Regions from separate parts of the Homo sapiens genome. Here region 2 is linked to region 1. Evidence: read pairs that join two places in POLR2A ChIA-PET (ENCODE). Cell type or tissue: PC-9. All regions are shown on one strand. Links, peaks and the distances in the headings refer to the core of each region. The heading gives the core; the rest is flanking DNA.

The links. ChIA-PET counts read pairs that join two places held together with the same protein. Peaks named below come from ENCODE experiments on the same cell type or tissue, not always from the same donor. Only the 100,000 strongest peaks of a DNase experiment are listed, where the experiment ranks them.
Region 2: POLR2A ChIA-PET joins it to region 1 with 14 read pairs; 5 of 35 experiments call an interaction of 5 or more read pairs at or near these places.

Annotation. Positions count from the first base shown.
Region 1 is chr15:75,807,964-75,813,335 of GRCh38, reverse strand. No RefSeq gene overlaps it. Among named protein-coding and RNA genes, the nearest start is that of UBE2Q2, 33 kb to the left of the region's middle. In PC-9, for the core only: a CTCF peak has its summit at 3,175; no DNase peak of the experiment used is centred there.
Region 2 is chr15:75,658,230-75,663,601 of GRCh38, reverse strand. It overlaps SNX33 (sorting nexin 33), which reads right to left. Exons shown (of 2, transcript NM_153271.2): 2 at 1,301-5,372. Among named protein-coding and RNA genes, the nearest start is that of SNX33, 13 kb to the right of the region's middle. RefSeq lists enhancers at 1,443-2,016, 3,165-3,738. In PC-9, for the core only: no CTCF peak of the experiment used is centred there; a DNase peak (open chromatin) is centred at 2,321; H3K4me3 peaks cover 565 bases; H3K27ac peaks cover 1,913 bases.

The DNA.
Region 1 (5,372 bases), core at 94-5,093:
GCTGGGTTTGCTTTTTCTTTTTTATTATTACTAGTGAAATTGAATATTATTTTATATGTTCATTGGACATTTGTATTTCTTCTTTTCTGAATTGCTGGTATATTTCCTTGATTCATTTTTTCTATTACTGTGTTTGTCTTTTTCCTGTTTGTTGATGAGTACTTTTATGTAGTTGGAATACTCACACTGACATACTTCATTATGTAAAAATGAAAACTTCTGTATGTTACAAAACACCAGAAAAACAAATGAAAAGACAGAAGAAATTATTGAGAAAAACAAATTTGCAATGAATAGAACAATTTTGCAAGAATAGAACAAATTTGCAATGAATAGAACAATTTTTCTTTATACCTTCTGTACAGTACTGAGCATCATGCTTAGAAAGTCCTTCATAATCCCCAAGATCATGTAAATATTCTTTTTTTATGTTTTCTCCTAGTTAGTATGTTTACAGTTTTATTTGTTAACATCTTTACAACAACTGGAATTCATTTCTGGCATGAGGTTTAAAGTAGTAATGATTCTAACTTAATTTTTTTCCAGGTAGTTAATTAATTGCTCTAACAAAACTTATTGAATAATTCTTCTTTGCTCAAGAGGTCTTAATGCCACCTTTATCACACGCTAAAACAATATATTCTTATAAAAATTCAGGTTTGTGGCCAGGCGTGCTGGCTCATGTCTGTAATCCTAGCACTTTGGGAGGCCGAGGTGGGTGGATCATGAGGTCAGGAGTTCAAGACCAGCCTGGCCAAGATGGTGAAACCTCATCTCTACTAAAAATATAAAAATTAGCTGGGCGTAGTGGCAGGCACCTGTAATCCCAGCTACTCAGGAGGCTGAGACAGGAGAATTGCTTGAACCCAGGCAGCAGAGGTTGCAGTGAGCCAAGATCACACCACTGCACTCCAGCCTGAGTAATAGAGTGAGACTCCATCTCCAAAAAAAAGAAAAGAAAAACCTTCAGGTTTGTTTCTGGACTTCCTATTCTGTTCCATGATTTCTGATCTCTTCTGAATTCTAAAGCTGTTCTATTCCAACAAGGGTCCCCAAATTCTCAGAAATAGAGTTTGCATTGCTTTGGCGATCTCTGTTCAAATTCTTATCTCTTATGTTAGACTGTGAGTTCCCTGAGGGAAGGGTCCTGTCTCACTCCTCTGTGTACCCCAAGAGCCTAGTGTGGTATAATGAAGGAAGGGCACAACAGCACCACGGTGAAGTGAGGAAGCCCCAAGCTTAGGGGCACCAGATTGAGCAAAGAAAACTATAGGATATGCAGTTAACCTACAATATCAGATAAACAGCAAATAGTTTTTTTGTATGAGTATATCCCATGCAATGTTTGGGATATACTTATCCTAAAAGTTATCCAGACATCTCCACTGAAACACTCATCCTCCTCAGACCTCACACCCCTGCTTACCATGAGATCCAAGCTGGAAAACCAGGAATGCATTTTTTACATGCCAAATGCCACAGCTCAAGTTAGAAGCACCCAACTGACTGGGTGTGAGAGTGGGGAATATGGCCTCCTATGCCTGCAGAGGCAGCGTCCCATGCCAAGAAGGGACTGACTCACTGCTGTTCCTCCATAAGGCTCGCTGCCACAACCACTTGCACCATGCGCCATGTCCCTGTCCCATATCCCCATTCCCCAGAGGCCTTGAGCCAAGTGGAGCAGGGCAGACACTGTATGATCCCACAGCTGACTGTTCATAGTCTCTAACCTTTCCTTCTCTTATAAAAGGAAAACAGGGCACTCCTCTGATGCCACCCAGCATGTGATACCCGCCTGGACACATCCAGGAAACACTCAAGCCATGCTGGGGAGGCAGTCATCCTGTTTCTCATGTTTATCCACACACTTCCACAGGGGCTGCAAGTCTACACAACCTAGACACTTGGTCCAAATGGCCCCTAGTTTGTGCCAGGCACAGTGCTAAGCATTTGGGTTACAACGATGAACAAAAACTGGCCTGGTCCTTGATGTTATGGAGCTTACAGTCTAGTAGGGGAGATGGCCATAAATCACGTGATCAAAATTTATTTAATTGAAAAAGTATAAAGAGATATAAGAGCATATAGTGAGGGACCTAATCTGATGGGGTGGGTAGTCAACACCCCAAATAAGGGATATTTGAGAAGGCATTCACTGTCAAAGAGAAGTGTTTCTGGCAGAGAGAACAGCATGTGCAAAGGTCCTGAGGTAGGAGGGAGGGAACCCTCAGGGATCTGAGGTGATAGAGGGAGTAAGAGAGAAAGAATGAAGCAAAAGGTGGCTGCAGAGGCAGGCAGGGGCCAGATCCTGCAGGCCAAGGGTGAGTCAAAGCCATTGCAGAATTTAGCAAGAGAGTGACTTAATAATATTGGGCTTTTAAAGATGAATATGGCTGCAATACCAGAATGGCTGGTTGGAAGAGGCCAAAGTGGAAGCTACTGGGGATGTCTGTGTAAGAGCTGACAGTGACCTTGTGGTGGAAATGGGGCACAAGAGAGGGAGACTGTGCTGGGCTTCATCATGGTTGAATGCAGGAGAGAAAGGAAGTATCAGGGAGATGCTGGCACAACCAGGGAAGACTTTCATCACCCACTGGGTACGGGGGAGGGTGGTTAACCTGTGGGGAGAAGCAGGGCACTTATCCAGGGTGGAAAAGAGAGAGAGTGAGGAGAAGGAGCAGGAGTAAGAGAGCTAAAGCTGAGAACTCAAAGGACCAAGGAGAAGCTACAGGGCCAGCTCACAGAAATGGCGCGGAAGGAACTCACTTGTTGCCCCAGCTTTCTCTCATTTCAGTCTCAAAGAGATCTTGCCGGTTAGGCGGACACTTTCTCCACTTCGCAGGGTAACCAACTATGGATCAGATCTTCTTCTGACATCACAGAGCTGGGACTTGAATGCAAGTCTGTGTAACTACAAAGCCCACACTCTGCTCTCTGCCAGGAGCCCCACTCCTGCCCCGATCCCTGGGCCGATGAGTTATATCGAGGCCTATAGCCAAAATGAAGGCTCAAAGATTCCCCAGCAGGGGAAGAAAGTGGCTGGGTGGGAGGGCTAATTCTCAATTCCTGTAGTTCATTCAGATCCTGGAGCCTGGGGGAATATGGGAAAACCAAGGCAGACACAACGTGGAGAAAGCAAAGGTCAGTATTTCTCTACCCTGGCTGCACAGTGCCATCATCAGGTGAGCTGTGAAAATTCCTGGTGCCCAGGCCATCCCCCACCAATTAGCTCAGAATCTCTAGGGTGGGGCTTGGGCATCAGAATGTTTTCAAGCTCTCCAGGTGATGCCAAGCTCTCCAGGTGCAGCCAGGTTGAGAACCATGGGCATATCAGCCCCTCTCCTGAGACCTACTCTATCTCAGTCTAGACTTATCTTGGAAGGGCCTCCCATAACTGTATTTGGGGCCACACTGCCCAGGATCCCAGCCTAATCTGAGTTTAGGTCCTAATTAAGATCTTTAGAGACCCAAGACACTGCAAAATTATTGTGCAGAGCTCCTCTCTTTCTTTTCTTTCTTTCTTTCTTTCATTCATTCGTTCTTTCTTTCTTCTTTCATTTTCTTTCTTTCTTTGCCTTTCTTTCTTCCTTTTCCTTTTTTTTTTTTTTTTTTTTTTTGAGACAGTTTCTCTCTGTCATCAGGCTGGAGTGCAAAGATGCGATCACAGCTCACTGCAGCGTCAACTTACCAGACTCAGATGAATCTCCCACCTCAGTCTCCTGCACAGCTGGGACCATAGGCACATACCACCACATCTGGCTAATTTTTGTATTTTTTGTAGAGATGGGGTTTCACCAAGTTGCCCAGGATGATCTTAAACTCTTGGGCTCAAGCAATCCTCTGCCTCAGCCTCCCAAAGTGCTGGGATTACAGGCATAAGCCACCACACTCAGCTCCCCTTTTTCTTAAGTAATTCTAAATAAAAACAAGACTAAATTATAAAATAAAATTTGACATGGGCATTTTTGGAGAAATGACACAAAACTTCCATGATAGCTGAAATTAAAATATTTATTTTTGGATTTTCTATTTGTGTGTGCACACAGGTACACACTTGTCCTTGGTTGGTGCCCTATGTGTGTACTTGCTCTATGTAGTAGGTTAATCTGCACAGAGTCTGAAGGCACAATTTTCAGTAAACGAAAGCTCTACATAGCACAATTTCCAAGCAGTTGAGACTGAAGCAGCAGTCTCCTTCTGGGTTTAATTTGAATTAACTCATTATGTCAGAGGTTGCAAATGTTTTTCTGTGAAAAATCAGACCTTGGCGATGACACTGAGCAGTAGGATATAAATAACTCCACAAGCTTAGCGTTCCAGTAATGGAACGCTAAGCATAAATGTGTAAACTGCCAGGATGTACTTGTGCAGGAAACTGACAATTTTCAGCAAGAAATCTTCAGATGAGGCTTGTCACTCTCCAGTGTAACTCTAGGGCCTGCTTGGCAGGGGGACCAGCTTTGGCTGGAGGCTGGGTCAAAACGGCGGCCCTGGGATGGCACCTTCCCATCCCATGGAGGGAGCTCTGTTGGGAACATGAGACAGACCAAGAAGACTCATCCATTAGGAAAGCGGCCCTTGGCCTGTCCGGTTTTAATGGAGGAGGGTGCTTGGTGCAATGACCACTTCTGATGGGGAAACTAGTTGAAGACATGGGCATTGTCTTTCCCATGTGTGCCCCACTGGGAGCCTAAACTTGATGGGTGAAAAGTTCCAAGAGATGAATCAAGAGCACTATATATATCTCGGCCGTCCAGGCTGGGCTCCTCCCACCACCCCTCAGTCCTGCCCTCTGGAACCCTTAGCAGGCTGGCAGAAGCCCTTTTTGGGGTCCAGACTTATGACCAGGATGCCTATGGCTTCCTAACCCCCAGGTAGGGCAGCCTAGTGTAAAGATCCTGAAAGCAGGAGAACAGCAATTGATCAAGTGAACCCAAGATAGGACTAAAACTGTCTCTGATGGCAAAACCTTTGATGACGAAGAGTCTGGCCCATAGAAAGATGGCCCTGAGCATGGCACCTCTGACCAAATCCCTCACTCTGACCTACTGAGCGTATGAGCCCAGCCTTGCTCACAGTCGGGGCTGGAGGGAGACCTCATGGAGGCCACTCGATACCTGCACTTCCTGTGTGCCTGTCACTGCTGATTCCACCCACACCGTCCTCTGCCCCAGCCAGCTCAGCCCTGCCATACCCTGCCATTACAGTCCGGGCTCTTTGGATGTGAGTGACAGAAAATTCACTGGCTTAGGCAAGAAGGGAAGCTCATTGGTCAGTAAGTTAGCCATGGGCAGGACAGGGAACAGCTGGGCCTCAGGAATACCTGGACTCAGAATCACCAGCGCTGTTAGGATTTGCAGGCTCCTTCCCTT
Region 2 (5,372 bases), core at 209-5,208, 150 kb after region 1:
AATCTGCTCCCCACGGAGGCAGTGTGGCAACACGGGGCAAGGCTAAAGGTCTGGGGGTGGTTGGGGGCCTGGTTCCAGGCCCAGCTCTGCCATCTACCCACTGTGTGGCTTTAAAGGGCTTGCCCAGTCAGTTTTCCAACCTATGAAGTGGGGGTACCAATATTCTTAGCACTCTCTCTCCCCAGGGCTGCTCCAGCTCTACTCAGGCTGATGACCCCACCTGCTCCTCAGTGGCGCTGGCTGTGCAGGCACTGCCCAGATGATGTGTTCTGCTCACGTCACCCTCCTAACAGCCATCTGGAACTCCCCTCTCAGTGGAGAAACAGAAGCATGAAGCAGTTAAGAAACATCCCTACAGCAAGGCCACACTGGTCAGGATCTGCACTTGCCTCTGGGCGGTAGAGGGAAAGGAATGGGGTTGGGGTGGGGGCTGCTGCTATCTGGGGGCAGCAGGGCTATATGGAGGAGCCTCATACTCCCTTGCTCCAACCCCAGAGCACTCCTGCCAAATGGCAGCAAGGGGTGCGGGTCAGCCCAGAAGAGGCTCCAGGTGCCTCCAGGCTTCCGCCAGCCTGTAACACCCGGCCCTGGCACTGGCCATCTGCCTCTCAGCACAGGTAGCCCAGGCCTGGGTACTGTTTCGCACCAGCCTTGGCTACTCCAGCACCCCCCTCGCTGGACCCCATTTCCTGGTGTGTAAAATGACAGTAATAATCTCTTGCACATGGGGTGGTTGTAAAATAACGACCATCCAGTGCCCATCACAGTGCTGCCTGCACTGGGAGATAGTAGAATCCCCAGAGGCTGGGAGATTCCGAAGCAGTGGGACTCATACCCCCATCCCAGGTAGAACCCCAAGAAAGGAGCCAGATCCCAGAAGAAACAGGGTGGCATGGGGTGTCTAAGCGGCACCCCAGAGCTCCCTGTGCTTGACTGCGAAGTGGGAGCTGTGGAATGATGACCACAGGCCCCAGAGGGGGCCACAGGCCACAGAAAGGACCTCTATCAGCCCCTTAGTACAGGGCAAATGGAAGGAGCCCTGAGTGCCCAAGAGCAGAGAAGAGCCAGACACACAGAGACTCAGGATGGGCATCAAGGGAGCATGCAGGGGAAAGGCAGGAGGCAGGGCAAGATGATCGGAGGGCCCAATGCTGACCAGGACCATGGCGGGCATCGCAGGCCCAATGGCAGCATCCAGGTCCAGGAGTTCTGCAAGAAGCAACCCGTAACAATGTGTGCTGCTGGGTGGGCAGGGCGGGGAGGAGGGAAGAGAGCAGAGCACCAACAGAAAGGGGCAAAATCAAAATTAATACCGTTTAATTAAGTATCTACAAGACAGGACACAAGTCATAAACTGAACCCTTTAATGTGGAATGCAGGTAAATATTAATATGTATGATAGAGTGTGGGATTCAGCCTTTAAAATGCAAAGCTCCCTAAGGTCTTCAAATGTGCCATCCCCAAAAGTTCTACACATCCCTGGGGAAAGAAAGGGTCCCCAAATTGATGTGAGATTACACTTCTACCATGTGGGGAATGGGGGAGGAAAACAGAAATTCAGGTCAGATATAAAAAAAAATTAAGTTATGTTCCTCACTCATGTTCCTTTGTAAACGGAGCTCCTGAGTCACTGCAGCTGTCACCGTGCAGTGCCATCTTCAGACCCTTCATCCCTCAGGGCTGGGGGGACTCACCCTACCCTCTCACCCTTCACATTTCAGCCGTTGGGTTCACCAGCCTCCTATCCCTTCACTCATCTAGAGGGGAAATCTGCCTCCCCTTCTTCCTTTGGCCCTAAATGAGTTCATCAGTGTGACTCTAAGGAGTGATGGCAGGGAGCTGGGTTTGAGTCCAGCCCCGCCAGAGATTCCCTGTGTGAACCTAGGCAGGTCCCATCTTCCCTCTGGCCAAGTCTCAGTCTCTTTGTTGCGAAAGGGAATAAATGCTGCCTACTGGGGCTGCTGAGCAGATCCAGGCCACAGCTATGCGACACTACTTCTTAAACAGACTGCACTGCACTGGGGTTTGACCAACAAAACAAAACCAAACCAAAAGAAAAAAAAAGTTTGTGTTCAACTATGTTGAACAGAGCTGGGTTTCACAATCAGCCCTTCTGAGCTATGTCGGGGGGTGGTGAGGTTTGATTTTTCCCCATGGTCTTCCTACCAGGGCTCACCGTCTTCTCCTGCCCCAGCCAGTGGAGAGGGGAACCAGAGCCGAACTAGTGGGGAAGCAGGTTAGGGTGGGTGGGGGAGCTGAGCAGGCTTGGCTCCTGGAGGCCTGAGTCAGCGGGCAGGCGGGCAGGGCGGGCTGGGTCCTCACATGCTTGGGGAGGAGATGGTGCAGGAATGTTCCTCCCGCCCAGGCCTAGGCCCTGCCCACCGCATCCTGGCTCCGGCTCCCGTGGCCACTGCAGCTCAGCTCTAGCTTGAGAAGGGAGCTGCCTGGAGCTCTGCTGGATCGGTTCAGCCAGGGGCCTTCAGAGGCAGCCTGGCCCAGAGGATTGGCCCAGGGGAGGGCAGGGCCAGGAAACAGAGTCTGCCCAGAGCCAGGCTCTGGCCCCAGAGTATCCCCTGCCCTGCTGGGTGATAAGGCCAGCCACCACTGCTCCCTGGGCCTCAGGCGCCCATCTGTTCAATAAGGAGCTGAACTTGGTGGTATCCAGTCATCCCAATTGCATCCCTAGACCTCAGGCTGTGTGCCTGTATGTGGTGCTTGTGACTGGCTCTACTCCCCCTTGGAGACACCCCCTCCAGGGGTGGTGTCTCCAAGCAAAGCTCTCCTTAATCTCTGATGAGGTGGGGACCCTGGGAGGTCATGCAGGTGCAGTCCAGGCACAGAGATGCTTATGACACCTTTGCTCTGTGCAAGCATGGCTTTGTGGCGGTGTGTGCCCGAGTATGTGTCACTGTGTGAGGCTATGACCATGTGCATAGGACTGTGGTGTGGCTGTGTCTGACAAAGTAGCCACTGGTGCTTTGAATGGATGGCAAGGCATGTGTGGCTGTGGCTGTGAATGTGTAATAGCGTGTGGCAGTATGACTGTGTGAGCATACAGGCATGCTTATGTGGCGTATGTGCCTGTGGGCAGGTGTGTGACTGCGTGTGCTTGTTGTGAGACTGAGCGATTACATTCGTGAGTCTGTGAGTGTGTAGACACGTGGAAGACATATGGCTCTGTCATCTGGGAGGGGTGGTGCAGAGCAGGGGCCGATGGGGCCACCTGCCTCTCCCAGGCCTGGCTCTGCTCCAGCCAGTGGTGCAGCCACGGCACAGTGGTTCATAGCCCTCCTGTGTCCAGCGGGTGAAGAGATGCAGGATCTGAGGTCTGCTTCCATCCCCAGCCCCCATCTGTGGCCACAAAGCGGATTCCTTTTCCTGTACTGGGCCAAGACTGGTGACCAGGGGATCCCCTACCCCGGGTGCTGGTAGCTGTCCAGGGCAGAAAGAGAAGCCTTGTTTTCCACCCCCTCAGAGCAAAGTAAGGGAGGAAACGAGGCAGCTGGGTCCAGCCGAGTCGGGAACATCTGCCTGGCATGTGACGAGGCAGGAATCGGCCATCACCAGGATGCCCCCAACACTGGTCCCCCAATCTCCTGCTGAAAGGGGCTTAGCTACCCCAGAACGGCCCCAAGTTCCCCCAATACCCCCACCCCCATAGAGGCAGAAAGAAAAGAGAGAGGAGGGCCAGGACAGCCTCCCTCCCTGCCACACACACACCTGCCCCAGCCCAGAGACCTCAGGATACCAGGAGCAGGCCTGGCATTATCCCAAGACTCCACTTCCTGATGCTTCTCCTGGATCCAAGTCCCTCCTGAGAAAAGTATCAGACTGATGGCCTCACCCTGAGGATGGAAGGCCTGGGAGGTGGTCCCCTCTCAAGGAAGGCACACAGAGGACAACACTGTTCCCAGAGCAGGAAGCATGAGCAGGGGACTTTCCAGGCACCATGGGTTAGGAGGAGCATTCCCACCAGCCCTGCCTCGGCCTGGCCCAGCCCCCACTGCTCAGAGCCCCTTCTGCAGATGGCTACATGGATGGCAGAGCTGAGAAGAGGTTAAGGGCGGGAAGTTCCTCGGATGGGTTAGAAAATGGGGCAGGGTGGAGAGAGGGGAAAATTCCTCAGAAAGTCCCAAATCTGACCTAATGTTGACCAAGGGCCAGGGGGACCCATTCCAGAAGTTCCTCTGAGGACGCTATGCCCTGAACAGGGAGTCCTGCCCGCCCCTTCCCCCACCGCACCTGCTGGCCCTTCTCCATCTTCCTGCACAAGCTCCCTGGTCCCTGGTCTAGCCAACCTTCCCTGACGGCCTTGACCCTGGAAGCCCTCCCTCCACCAAGTCCCCATTGCCTCCAAAGGAGAGCCAAGTCTCAACCAGTACCCTCCTCTCATCTGTGGATGAACAGATCCAAGAGCAAGGTCCGCTCATCCTGATCAGGGCACCCCCAACAGCCAGCGTCCTCTTCAGTTTCCAATGTGGGAGCCTCCGCAGGGCTGGGTACCCAGGACGGTTTGGGGAAGAGACACAGCTTCTGAGTCCCCCACTTCCCTCCCCTGGACTAGGGCTTTTCAAGGGCAAGGCCAGGGCATGGCTCCTTGGGGAGAGGAGCCACCATCTATTAATTGTCCTAGGGCACAGCGTCCTGTCCCTTCCTCATACAACCCTCAGCCCCAGATCACAAGGCAGTACAGCCAGTCCCCTGGGCAGCACTCCACCTGTTTTAGAGACAAGAGTGCGTTCTAGGGAGGGATGGATCCACCCAGGGGTCCACAGCCGCCTCTAGCTCCTCCTGCCTGCTGGCACCTTCCACCAGCATAGCCCTCCCCTGAACTTTTGAGGTTCTGTGGAAAATTTGTGCCCACCACGACCTCAGAATCTCATCCAATGGCTCTCAGGAGCAATTAGGGCTCTATCCTTCTCCTGCCCTCCGCCTTTCTGGGATCCAAACAGAAAAAGTCATGCTTGTGTTATCTTAATTGTAAAAGGTTTATCAAGAAAAAAGATTCAAGGAGCAGCATCCAGGAGGAGACCATGACCCCCCCGGGGGCAAGGGGGGCAGTGGTGACACATGTCAGCACCCCACAGCAAGCTGCTGGACCACACCCTGACCTGGGTGGGGAGGAGGCAGAAACCCCTCGGGGATGTAAACATAGGTCAGAGACAGCACAACCTGACGGGGAGCAGGGGCCCACATTCCAGCGAGGCAGACAGAGGGCAGGTGGGCATGGAATCCCTCGCATGGCTGGGCAAGCAGGCCCCTGTCTTTTTCCTCTTAGGTTTCCCATTGTGCAACAGGAAGGATCTTGGGAAGACAGTGCCACAGAGCCCAAGGACCCTGAGATCCTGGGTTTGGACCTGCTTCGAGTGTGG